Regions from separate parts of the Homo sapiens genome. Here region 2 is linked to region 1. Evidence: chromatin loops called from intact Hi-C (ENCODE). Cell type or tissue: endothelial cell of umbilical vein. All regions are shown on one strand. Each heading gives the region's core, and the rest is flanking DNA. Links, peaks and the distances in the headings are about the cores only.

Evidence for each region. A loop is a pair of places that touch in the nucleus more often than their neighbours do. Peaks named below come from ENCODE experiments on the same cell type or tissue, not always from the same donor. Only the 100,000 strongest peaks of a DNase experiment are listed, where the experiment ranks them.
Region 2: it touches region 1 in a loop (11-fold over the local background); 9 of 110 quality-filtered maps call a loop at or near these places.

The regions. Positions count from the first base shown.
Region 1 is chrX:50,202,426-50,207,845 of GRCh38, reverse strand. CCNB3 (cyclin B3) reads right to left here and starts at 3,081. Exons shown (of 13, transcript NM_033031.3): 1 at 2,896-3,081. In endothelial cell of umbilical vein, for the core only: a CTCF peak has its summit at 3,147 (motif pointing right); a DNase peak (open chromatin) is centred at 3,245; H3K27ac peaks cover 1,785 bases.
Region 2 is chrX:49,882,098-49,887,517 of GRCh38, reverse strand. USP27X (ubiquitin specific peptidase 27 X-linked) reads right to left here. Exons shown (of 1, transcript NM_001145073.3): 1 at 4,960-5,420. Among named protein-coding and RNA genes, the nearest start is that of USP27X, 5.3 kb to the right of the region's middle. In endothelial cell of umbilical vein, for the core only: a CTCF peak has its summit at 3,059 (motif pointing left); a DNase peak (open chromatin) is centred at 3,057.

The DNA.
Region 1 (5,420 bases), core at 199-5,198:
ATGGTAATGGTTGTACAACTCTGTGACACAATATACTAAAAAAATTGAGTTGTACACTTTAAATGAGTGAGTTACATGGTATATGAATCATATTTCAACAAAGCTATTATAAAAAATAACAGAGTAGCTAATAAAGTATATCAGTTCCTAAAAACTGTTACATTGAAGAGTGGCAAGGATAGATTCAGTGGAATCAGTTAGCCAGTTATTACAATAATCCAGGCAGTTTGGATCAGGATGACCCAATGTTTTTGGCCTTGACCAAGCACTTCTATGTGGTCCTGGGGCTAGCAATTCTTGAAGAACCATTACCACTTATTTTCAATTATGTAAATATCATTAGGCATTTGCTAATATATATGAACCTGTGCTACCCTTAGCAGGGTAAGTGAAAATGGGCAAAACACAGTCATTCTCTTCAAGAAGTCCTGTTTTTGGAAAGATAAAGCTCATAATGAAACAAATACACCACAAGGCAGAATGTGATATGTGAATTTATAAATTCACTAGGTGAATGTAAAACTGTTGAGAATTTCAGAAGACACAAATGATTGAGTCCACTCTTATAATCAACACCATCACTATTGTCATAATCATCTCAACATCACCAAGAGTTACTGAGTGTCTAAGCACATGAGCCACTGCTAGGTTGTACACAGAGACAGTTACTGCCTTCCTTGAACCTATACATATCTTCATAATGGAAATATTAAGGAAATGTATCAATAAATACGACATACACAAAAATGCAGTTTTTAGGATGGGGAGTGATTCTGTCAAGAGAAATCACCAATTTCCCTTTTAATTGGAGGAACACCTTCTCAAGACGGCTTTTTTACGGGGTGTTCTCCTACTGCATGGGAATACGTTTTCCAACAGCTGCGACCTCCTAGTGACCACATGAAGTCATTACCCCGATTCATCATCCTGACTTGAGAGCAAGAGGCACAGGAGGCTGGAGTGCAGTTGGCGAGATCACTCCTCATTACAGCATCAACCTCCCATGCTCAAGCGATCCTCCCACCTCAGCCTCCGGAGTAACTGGGACTACAGGCACGCGCCACCACACCCAGCTAATTTTTTTTTTCTTTTGGTAGAAATGGAGGTTTTGCTCTGTTGCCCAGGCTGGTCTCAAACTCAGACTCTTGCCTTCAAGCAATACTCCCACCTCAGCCTCTCAAAGTGCTGGAATTACAAGAGTGAGCCACCGTGCCCAGCTGTCATAAAGTAATACTATATTTCATTTTTATTATTTTTTCTTTTGAGACAGTCTTGCTCTGTCGTCCTGGCTGGAGTGCAGTGGCATGATCTCGGCTCACTGCAACCTCCCACTCCCAGGCTCAAGTGATCCTCCCACCTCAGCCTCCCGAGTAACTGGGACTACAGGCGGGCACCACAACACACTGCTAATTTTATTTTATTTCATTTATTTTTTGGTAGAGACGGAAGTTTTGCTATGTTGCCCAGGCTGGTCTCAAAGTCCTGCCCTCAAGCTTTCTTCCCGCCTCAGCCTCCGAAGGTGCTGGTATTACAGGAGTGAGCCGCAGCGCCCAGCTGTTACCAAGTAATAGTATATTTTATTTATTTATTTATTTATTTATTTTGAGATGGAATCTCGCTCTGTCGCCAGGCTGGAGTGCAGTGGCGCCATCCCGGCTCACTGCAACCTCTGTCTCCCGGGCTCAAGTGATTTTCCTGCCTCAGCCTCCCAAGTAGCTATAGACGCATGCCACCATGTCCCGCTAGTTTTTGCATTTTTAGTAGAGACGGGGTTTCACCTTGTTGGCCAGGATGGTCTCGATCTTTTGATCTCGTGATCCGCCTGCCTCAGCCTCCCAAAGTGCTGGCACTACAGGCGTGAGCTACCGTGCCCAGCTATTTAATTTTTTTTTCTTTTGAGACAAGAGTCTCACTCTGTCGTTCAGGCTGGAGTGCAGTGGCACGATCTCGTCTCACTACAACCTCTGCCTCCTGGACTCAAGTGATTCTCCTGCCTTAGCCTCCCAAGTAGCTACAGACGCATGCCACCATGCCCAGCTAATTTTTGTATTGTTAATAGAGACGGGGTTTCACCATGTTGGCCAGGATGGTCTCGATCTCTTGACCTCGTGATCCGCCTGCCTCAGCCTCCCAAAGTGCTGGGATTACAGGCGTGAGCCACTGCGCCTGGCTATTTAATTCTTTTTCTTTTGAGACAAGAGTCTTACTCTGTCGCCCAGGCTGGAGTGCAGTGGCGCCATCTTGGCTCACTGCAACCTTTGCCTCCCAGTTCAAGCCATCCTCCTGCCGCAGCCACTGCACCCAGCTGTAATGTTTAATACATTCATTCACTGATACACTATCTGCAGGGCAGGATAAACATTTTGTCACCAAGTAACTGTATATTTAAGTTTTTTTTTTCTTTTGAGACAGAGTCTTGCTCTGTCACCCAGGATGGAGTGCAGTGGCACCATCTTGGCTCACTGCAACTCTGCCTCCCAGTTTCAAGCGATTCTTCCGCCTCAGCCTCCCGAGTAGCTGGGACTACAGGCGCGCGCTACCACGCCCGGCTAATTTTTGTCTTTTTAGTAGAGACGGGGTTTCGCCATGGTGGTCAAGCTGGTCTCGAATTCCTGAGCTCAGGTGATCTGCCCGCCCCGGCCTCCCAAAGTGCTGGGATTACAGGCGTGAGCCACCACGGTCAGCCTGAAGTACTTTTTAAAGGTTATTTTTTCAGATGTTCCAGAAAAGTTTGTTGGTTTGACAGGGAGGAAATAAACTAATTAAAGGCTAGTTCCCTCAGCCAGTTTTCCTCCCACATCTCCAGCCTGACACAGGATATACTTCTATATTTATAATATATAATCAATATATAAGGCAAAAAGCTCTCGTCACGACTGACAATACATGTTGTACCTTTAACAAGCCACAAATGGACTGGAAGAAAAGCTATTAGCAGAATGTTCTCCACCTATCGGAAACTGAAAGAAAACAATACAAAAATAAACCAATCAAAATGTAGATGAGGAACAGAGAGAGAGAGAGAGAGAGGCGACCAACCGCCTCAGCCCAACTGTCTCAGAATGACGGAAATGCTTCCACAGAAATGCACCTCAGAACAACTGGTACGAGAGGCGGCCGGATTGACCCCACCATTCTCACCAGCAGGGGGAGATCACGAATCAGCGCTTTTTTTTTTTTTTTTTTTAGTCAGACTTAAAACCACCAGATGGGGCCAGAAGATCAGAGTAAATACCTTTCTACTTTTCTTTTTCTCAGGGAATTTCTCTTCTATCTCCAGACCCTGAAAGAAATAAAAGGCATGCTAATCACCACACACACACACGCGCGCGCCCCGCCACCCCCACCCCCAAGACGATGGAAGTGGCCAGTGCTGCCAAGCACCCCCACCAGTCACGTGGCCTCTGCGCTCCAGCGAGTCATTTATAATTAAAGTGGTAGGCATTTCATAAGGCTGTGCGTGAATTGAGATAATGCATGTAATACACAGTACCAGGCAAATTCTCAGTCCCCACTCCAGACCCGTAGAATGAGAAACTGAAGCCCTCCAGGTGATTCTGATGCACGCCAAAGTGTGACAATTACTGCTCTGGGAAAGAAGCCTGCCCACTCAGATAGCTAACCAAGTTTTTTGGTCATTTTTACAGATCCCATGACGCTGTGATTTCTGAATTATGTTTTCTGCCCTAAAAATTCCAAAACCTTGTGTCTTGAGCCCACCTGTGTGCCCAGTATTGTGGTGGATGCAATGAAAAAGAGATAGATAACCTTCTAGGCTTGCAATGTAGGTAATCTAGGAATAGGAAAAGGTAATTAACTCTACAAGGCCAGATTTAGTAAATGTCAGATGAATTATCCTGACAATAAGCAAATGTTCTAGGAAATCAGGGGAAGGAAATTTCATAATTATAAAAGGGAAGAGCCTGACCAGAAATAGCCACTGCCAAGCCAAGCCCACCCCTCAAAATTAGCCATAAGTCATTTTCTACCGCAAGGTTATGGAACAGAACTTTAGCTGCCTAATTAAGCCCCTGCCTATAAAAGAACCCCTAACATTCCTAAGACTCCACTTATCTTTAGCAGTTGCCCCCTGAAATTTTTTTATGATAATGTTTATAGACTTTAAAAGTCCTTTATTTTCCCCCTCCACTCCTCCAATCACTCATAGGAAAGAAAAAATATGTACAATGCAGACAAAACACAAACACTTGACAGAAGTAATTATACAGTTCCACTGCCAAGATGTTCAAAATGACTAATTTTTCACTTTAGTATGGTTGCATGAAGCTGCTCTAAATGTCATTGTGTACTCTCATGGCAGGAAAACCAAATCAGGAGAAAAAGAAGTGGTGTTCCCAATTATATTGGTCCACAGTAAATGATGTCTGATAATCATTGGCATCACTGCCCATTTTCTAAATGGTCATTGTGTCATCACATAAAAGGTAGGCTAAATCTGAGGCTGGAAGACACCCAGCAAGACTACCAGACAGACAGTGATTTCATGAAGGCTGATGGTTCACTTCATTTAATTTCCTTTTGCCATTATTCATGATAATTATATTATAAACGCAGGTCCCATTTTTATTATCTTCATAGTTTTTTCTAGCCAAATGCAAACCGAGAGTGTATTTAAAGTATTGATTTGCACTCTTATTCACAAGTTTGTGTGAAAGAGAAGAAGTTTGGGTAGAATAAACAAGGTTACAAAATAGATGATGGTGCTTAGAAAAAAAATGATGACCAAGGCTTTTGTGTTTAATATCTCAATATTTGGCTATTAAAGGCAAACCTAAGTGCAGACTATTCACACACCTTCACACACTAATACAATATATTCCTTACTTTGACTATTTGAATATCCCTTATCCCTCACCTGCCCTCCACCCCCTCTACTCAGTACAGACCAATTTGAGAGCCTCGAGAAGAGAAGGAAGAGGCAGTAAATGTACCGTGACCTATGACTGAGCCAGGTCTGCCTTGATTCTTCCCTTACATTTTGCTCATTGGTTTCACATCCAAATGCTGCCCTTACCTGCTCCTGGTTAGCCTCCAGGATGACAGGATTCAGGTGCCCTGGGAGAGTGCTCTAATCATCCATAGTAGTTCTCTCTTTGTCATCTGGGGATTACTAAGACATTTTCCAGGCATGAATCATGGTTGTTCCTTTCCGGGCTGGGAGACACAGAGTTTTTGTTTTTGTTTTTGTTTTGTTTTATTTTTAATCTCTTAGAGATATGATTTCTTGTGCTTGGAGAATAGGTAAACATTTTCTTCCTTTGCTTCATATTCCACAGAGATGAGCCAGACACAGGAGCTCCAACTTTGTCTTTAATCATCAAAAGTTGCCCCTTGACAAAAGGATGGTATAGGAAAAGCAACAAAGACCCTCTTCATGATCAAACTTTAGTCAGGCTTCT
Region 2 (5,420 bases), core at 91-5,090, 320 kb after region 1:
GTAAATTTTTGTTCTAGTTGATCTAGTGTTAATCTATGTTTGTAGTGGGAACGAGGCACTAGTTATATCATCTTAGTGTGCTGTGTTGCCAGAAGAAACCATGTTTTATACACACAATTTGGCACCTTTTTATAATTAAGCATTCTTCCTTATCATTTCCATCCTCATAAATATCCACTTCTTTAAGTTCTAAAGAAATTAAGTCTCCCCTCAGGACCATCTAGATTGTGAGTGCACATGAGGCCAGGCCTCTGTAGCAGGCTGGATTACTTTCCAGACACACCACCAGGTCGTTTAAGTATATCATTCCCCTGGGGTCTAAAATTTCTTACCACAGTGAGTTTCAACTTTAAAATAGTTTAGTAGCAGAACCCTTTCTGCAAGTATTACCTGGAACCCCCAAATACCAAACAAATAAGAGGAGAGCTTCTCTGGTTGAAGTGGGGTTGAGAGTTCTGATCTCACCAACTTATTTTCCTTGCTCCCTGCAGTGCTCTCCAAGGTGCTCCCTGGGCCATCTTCATAGACTCCTTGGACTCCAGGAAGGTGAGATAACGAATAGATCAGTGGTTCTCAAAGTGTGGTCCCAGAACTAGGAGTATGGGCATCACCTGGGGATGTGTTAGAAATGCAAATTCTCAAGCCCCCATCCCAGATCTACTGAACCAGAAACTCTGGGGGTGGGACCCAGCAATCTGTGTGTTAATGAGCCCTCTTGGTACATGAGGACCTCTGATGCATATTAAAGTTTGAGAAATTACCAGAATATTGCATTCAGGAGCTACTGGAACAAGGCTGAAGTGTTGCCCAAGATTAACATTTCTTGGGTGCTTAAATTAACCCAAGCTTCTTTGGAAGGTTATTTTCCATCCACCATTTTCTTTTACCTGAGTGATATTACAGACACTCTTGAGACACTTTCTTGTACCTGAGTGAGATTATAGACATTCTCAAGGCAAAGACACAACTTTGCAATGGCCTGAGTCCCTCCGAATTGATTCAATATCAGGAGGCTGAGGTGGGAGGATTGTTTGAGCCCAGGAGGTCGACACTGCATGATTGCACCATTGCACTCCAGCCTGGGTGACAGAGTGAGACCCCATCTCAAAAGAAAATAAATAAATAAAACAAACAAACAAACAAATAAATCACAGGGACGAGTAGGGATTCCTACTCTTAGTTCATTAGACAGAAATAATGAAGTTCCTCCTAATTTTTCTTGACAAAAAGACTTCAGGCTGATCTCATTTCACAGAGGCCAGCCCACTCTCTCCTCTCTGAGAGGGTATTACTTTAAAAAAAAAAAAGACTCGAGGTCTGAAGTTCATAAAATGACTATCGAACAAAAGAAGCCAGACATAAAAGAGTACATGCTGAACAACTGCATTTAGAGAAGGTCTAAAGACAGACAACACTAATCTACAGTGAAAAGAAGTTAAGATAGGTGTCTTTGAGTTCTGGGGAATGTTTTGTTTCTTGATCTGGATGCTGCTTACAGGGATATGTTTACTTTGTAGAAATTCATCAAGTTATAAATGATATGTGCACTTTTCCTGTATATTTGATATACTTCAATATAAGAGTTTAAAAATGGCACTGGGTCTCACCTGCAGAGCAAGTGTGTAATGACACACTGTGGTGAGTGCTGGGCTACATACTTTCAGAGGATCTGGGCCTTCGTTTCTGGGTGTGAAACATACATTTGGAGGAAACACAGGTTTCTGGCACCAGGTCTACTGGATTTGAAAGTAAGAGTTGCGTGGGGGCCACTCTGTTTCTTGATCGGAAAAAGGCCTTTTGGTTGATGGCGTCCCTGATCAGAATTCCCTGTAGACAGTGAATAAGTGAGACAGTTACCAATGTGACCTGCAGGCCAGAGTCAGTTTTAGCATCTGGCTACTCCAAGAAATGGTAAATGGCAGGGTCCTGGATTTCTAATCAAATTATGCCACGAAATTGTGGGAAGAAATGTGTAATGGGTGACAGGGCAGTATCTCATTGTTTGGTACATGGTTCTGAACTCTGTGGGTGGTTAATGCCCCCAGTTGTGAGCACCCATATTTCACCTGTGCCCCTCTGAGTCCAGATCACAAACCTACATACGAACCAAGTCTCCCAGTCCTAACAGTATGTGGATGTAAATGAAGTCTCTGCTAAAGAATTAGCTTAGCTGGGCGCAGTGGCTCACACCTGTAATCCCAGCACTTTGGGAGGCCAAGGCGGGTGGATCACCTGAAGTCAGGAGTTTGAGACCAGCCTGGCCAACATGGCAAAACCCTGTCTCTACTAAAAATACAAAAAATTAGCTGGGTGTGGTGGTGGGCGCCTGTAATCCCAGCTACTCGGTAGGCTGAGGCAGGAGAATTGCTTGAACCTAGGAGGCAGAGGTTGCGGTGAGCTGAGATCACGCCATTGCACTGCACTCCAGCCTGGGCGACAGAGCAAGACTCTGTCTCAAAAAAAAAAAAAAAAAAAGAATTAGCTTAAATTTCACTGGTTCTTGTCCCATCTGCTCATCTAGGAACTCCAGCCCACATGAAAAATAACCCAATTGTGTCTGCAAGTCCCCAGTAGGTTACAAACCAATCCGTTTTCACCATCTCCCATGTTCTTTCTTACTTATTCTGGGCCCCTATCTTTGTGTACTCTGACCATGAAGCTGTTTGAGAACTAGTTACCCCTTCCCTCCCCACCCCTGCCACTGCTGTATTTGTGCTCACCGTGGGAACGTTAGTGAAGGTGCCAAGGGTGCTACTTCCTGATACCCCTAAAGGCCCTAATCGTGGAGGTGCCTGACCATGTGCCAGACATTCTCAAACATGCCTGGATCTCAGTTTGAGCTCAAGGTTAACACATACCTGCTGAATACATGATGCCTTGGGTTCCACGATGGTATGATCTGAAGGCAGGCTCTGGCTGCTGTTACATTCCATTGCTCAATTTGGGGGTTAGTGACTCGTAGGGGCATAGGACTGGCCTTGAATGGCTGCCCTGTTGCTAAGGGACAATGCTGTTTTCCAGATATAGGAGGCATGAGGTTCAATTAGAAAGTGCCCAGCACAGCTGCTCCCCCTGGCGGTCTGTGCCTTCCACCAGCCGAGACAGGGAGGTCAGGTTCAGCATCTCTTGCCATTCATAGCTCTCAGTGAGTTCCTCTTAGAACTATGGTTGAGTGCAGGGTATTTAAAAGGGTTTTCTGTATCAGACAAACCCAAAATGAGGAATGTGCTATTAAAAATGTGAATGTCATACAAGATGAAGAAAGGTTGTGGAAATGTTCCAGATTAAAGGAGGCTAAAGAGAGATGACAACTAAATGCAATACTTCACCCTAAACCAGATCCTGCAATAGAGTGGGAAAATGCTATAAAGGACCTTACTGGGTCACCAGACAAAATTGGAATACAAATCGTAGATTAATGTATTCTATCAATGTTAAATTTTCTGAAGCTCTACTGTAGTGATGTGGGGAATATGCCTATTTTTAGGAAATGCACACTGACATATTTAGGCATGGAGGGCCATGATATATGTAATTAATTTATCTTCATATCGTTCAAAAATACACACCCCCATTTATAAAAGAGTGCACATGTGCAAATGATAATACAAATGAGGTAAAATTTCCCAACAGGTAAATCTGGTATAGAGCATACAGATGCTCTTTATACTATTTTTTATAACTTTTCTGTAAACTTGAAATGATTTCCAAATAAAAATGTTTAAAATTTTTAAAGGTCAGTTTCTGTGCAAGCAGTCAGGATCTGGTGGCACAGGCCTGCCTGGACTCTTCCCCTGGCAGAGATGAAGAATGAGGACATGGCTGTGTTCTTCCAGGTAGGGATACCAGACCCATCCCAAAAGGTAGTCAGACACCCTGCACGAAGTTGCCAAGTGCCATCCAAAGTCACCCATCTCTTGAGCTCCCCCATCCTACAAGACACCAAAAATAACAACTTTTTACATTTTCTCCTGAAAATTATGAGCCCTAGGTGTTAATGAAATCTCGGTTATGAAAGGAAGGTGTATTGGTTCATTAACTCATCCATCCATTCATTCATTCAGTAAATGTTTTGAATACCTACTTACCATGTGACAGGAGCTAAGGGAATGAGAATGCATCCCAAGGTACAAGAGGAGACACAACTCCTGTCCTAAAAAAGCCTATAAGCTAGTTGTGATGCACCCACAGCCACGTAAATAAACATATATTTCCAAATGAGTTGACCATGAAGTAGACTTGGGAAGCAATGGGGAGCCCAGCCTTTTACCAGAGCCAGTGGATCCAAGCCCCATGGATGTGATACGCATTCAATTTCCCTCCAGGATTATCTAGGTAACAATTACTTTTGTACCTGATGCTGATGAGAGAAGGACTCATAGTGCTTACCCCATCCTGGGTTCATCCCATCTGTTTTGGCTTAGCTCTCTGCAGGCTGCTCTGCCCTCTGACAGTATCAGGGAAGGGGCCAACAAGCCACTCTATCAATATCCCTGGGCTGATGGGCCAGTGAACTTTGGAAAACAGTCTTTCTACTGATCTGTGCCTGTGAGTAAACATAGCAACCGAACCCATAATGTTTTTAGAAGACGAAGACCACCAAATTCCCTCGTGTGCAAGCCTGGCAGCCTACTGGCCATGAGAGTCCCATCACTGGGATCTGAATCATGAAAGCAACATGACTGTCCTCCAAAAGGACAGAATAATGACCTTATGGGACAGCTGTGGTCCTTTCCACCCCCAATCCCAGGTGGCACCCACTGTGATGCCCTGCACACAAGGGACAAAAGTGGAGTTCATTGCCTTGGTACTCTAAATAGACAGCATTGGGGAGGGAGTTGTGGAGAATGTGTGTGTGACTGTATGTGACATGATGTGTGTCCCTTCTGTCCAGGGGTCTCAGGCAGGACTGACCCCCACCTCTGATGCATTCTGGGCCTGGTCCAAAGAAGTTTCAGGTTTGGATCCAACAAACGTTTACTGAGTCCCTACAAAGTTCCAAGCCTTTTACTTTATACTTTGACACATTTTTATATCATTTTATCTTTAACAATAACCCTTTAAGGTAGGAATTATCTGCATTTTACAGATGATAAAACAATCGCAAAGAGGTTCATTGATTTGCTCAAGTATATCATACAGCTTTTTTTTTTCTTTTTTTTTTTTTTTTTTTAACACACACACACTATACTCTTAGCTGAGGCCTGTCTGCGTTGGTTGCTTATCTTACAGCATTTCTTGTCTTCTCTACTTTTGGAGCGACGGCTCCCCTTTTACAAGCCCCCTTATTTCCTCTCCTTTCACTAGCCCAGGTGGGCTTTTCTTGTTTTAATACTGCATTTAATAGCACAAAAAATCACGAATACAAAGAAACTGGCAAAGGTGTTTGTCAATGATATCCCTGCCTCCTCCACTTTTCT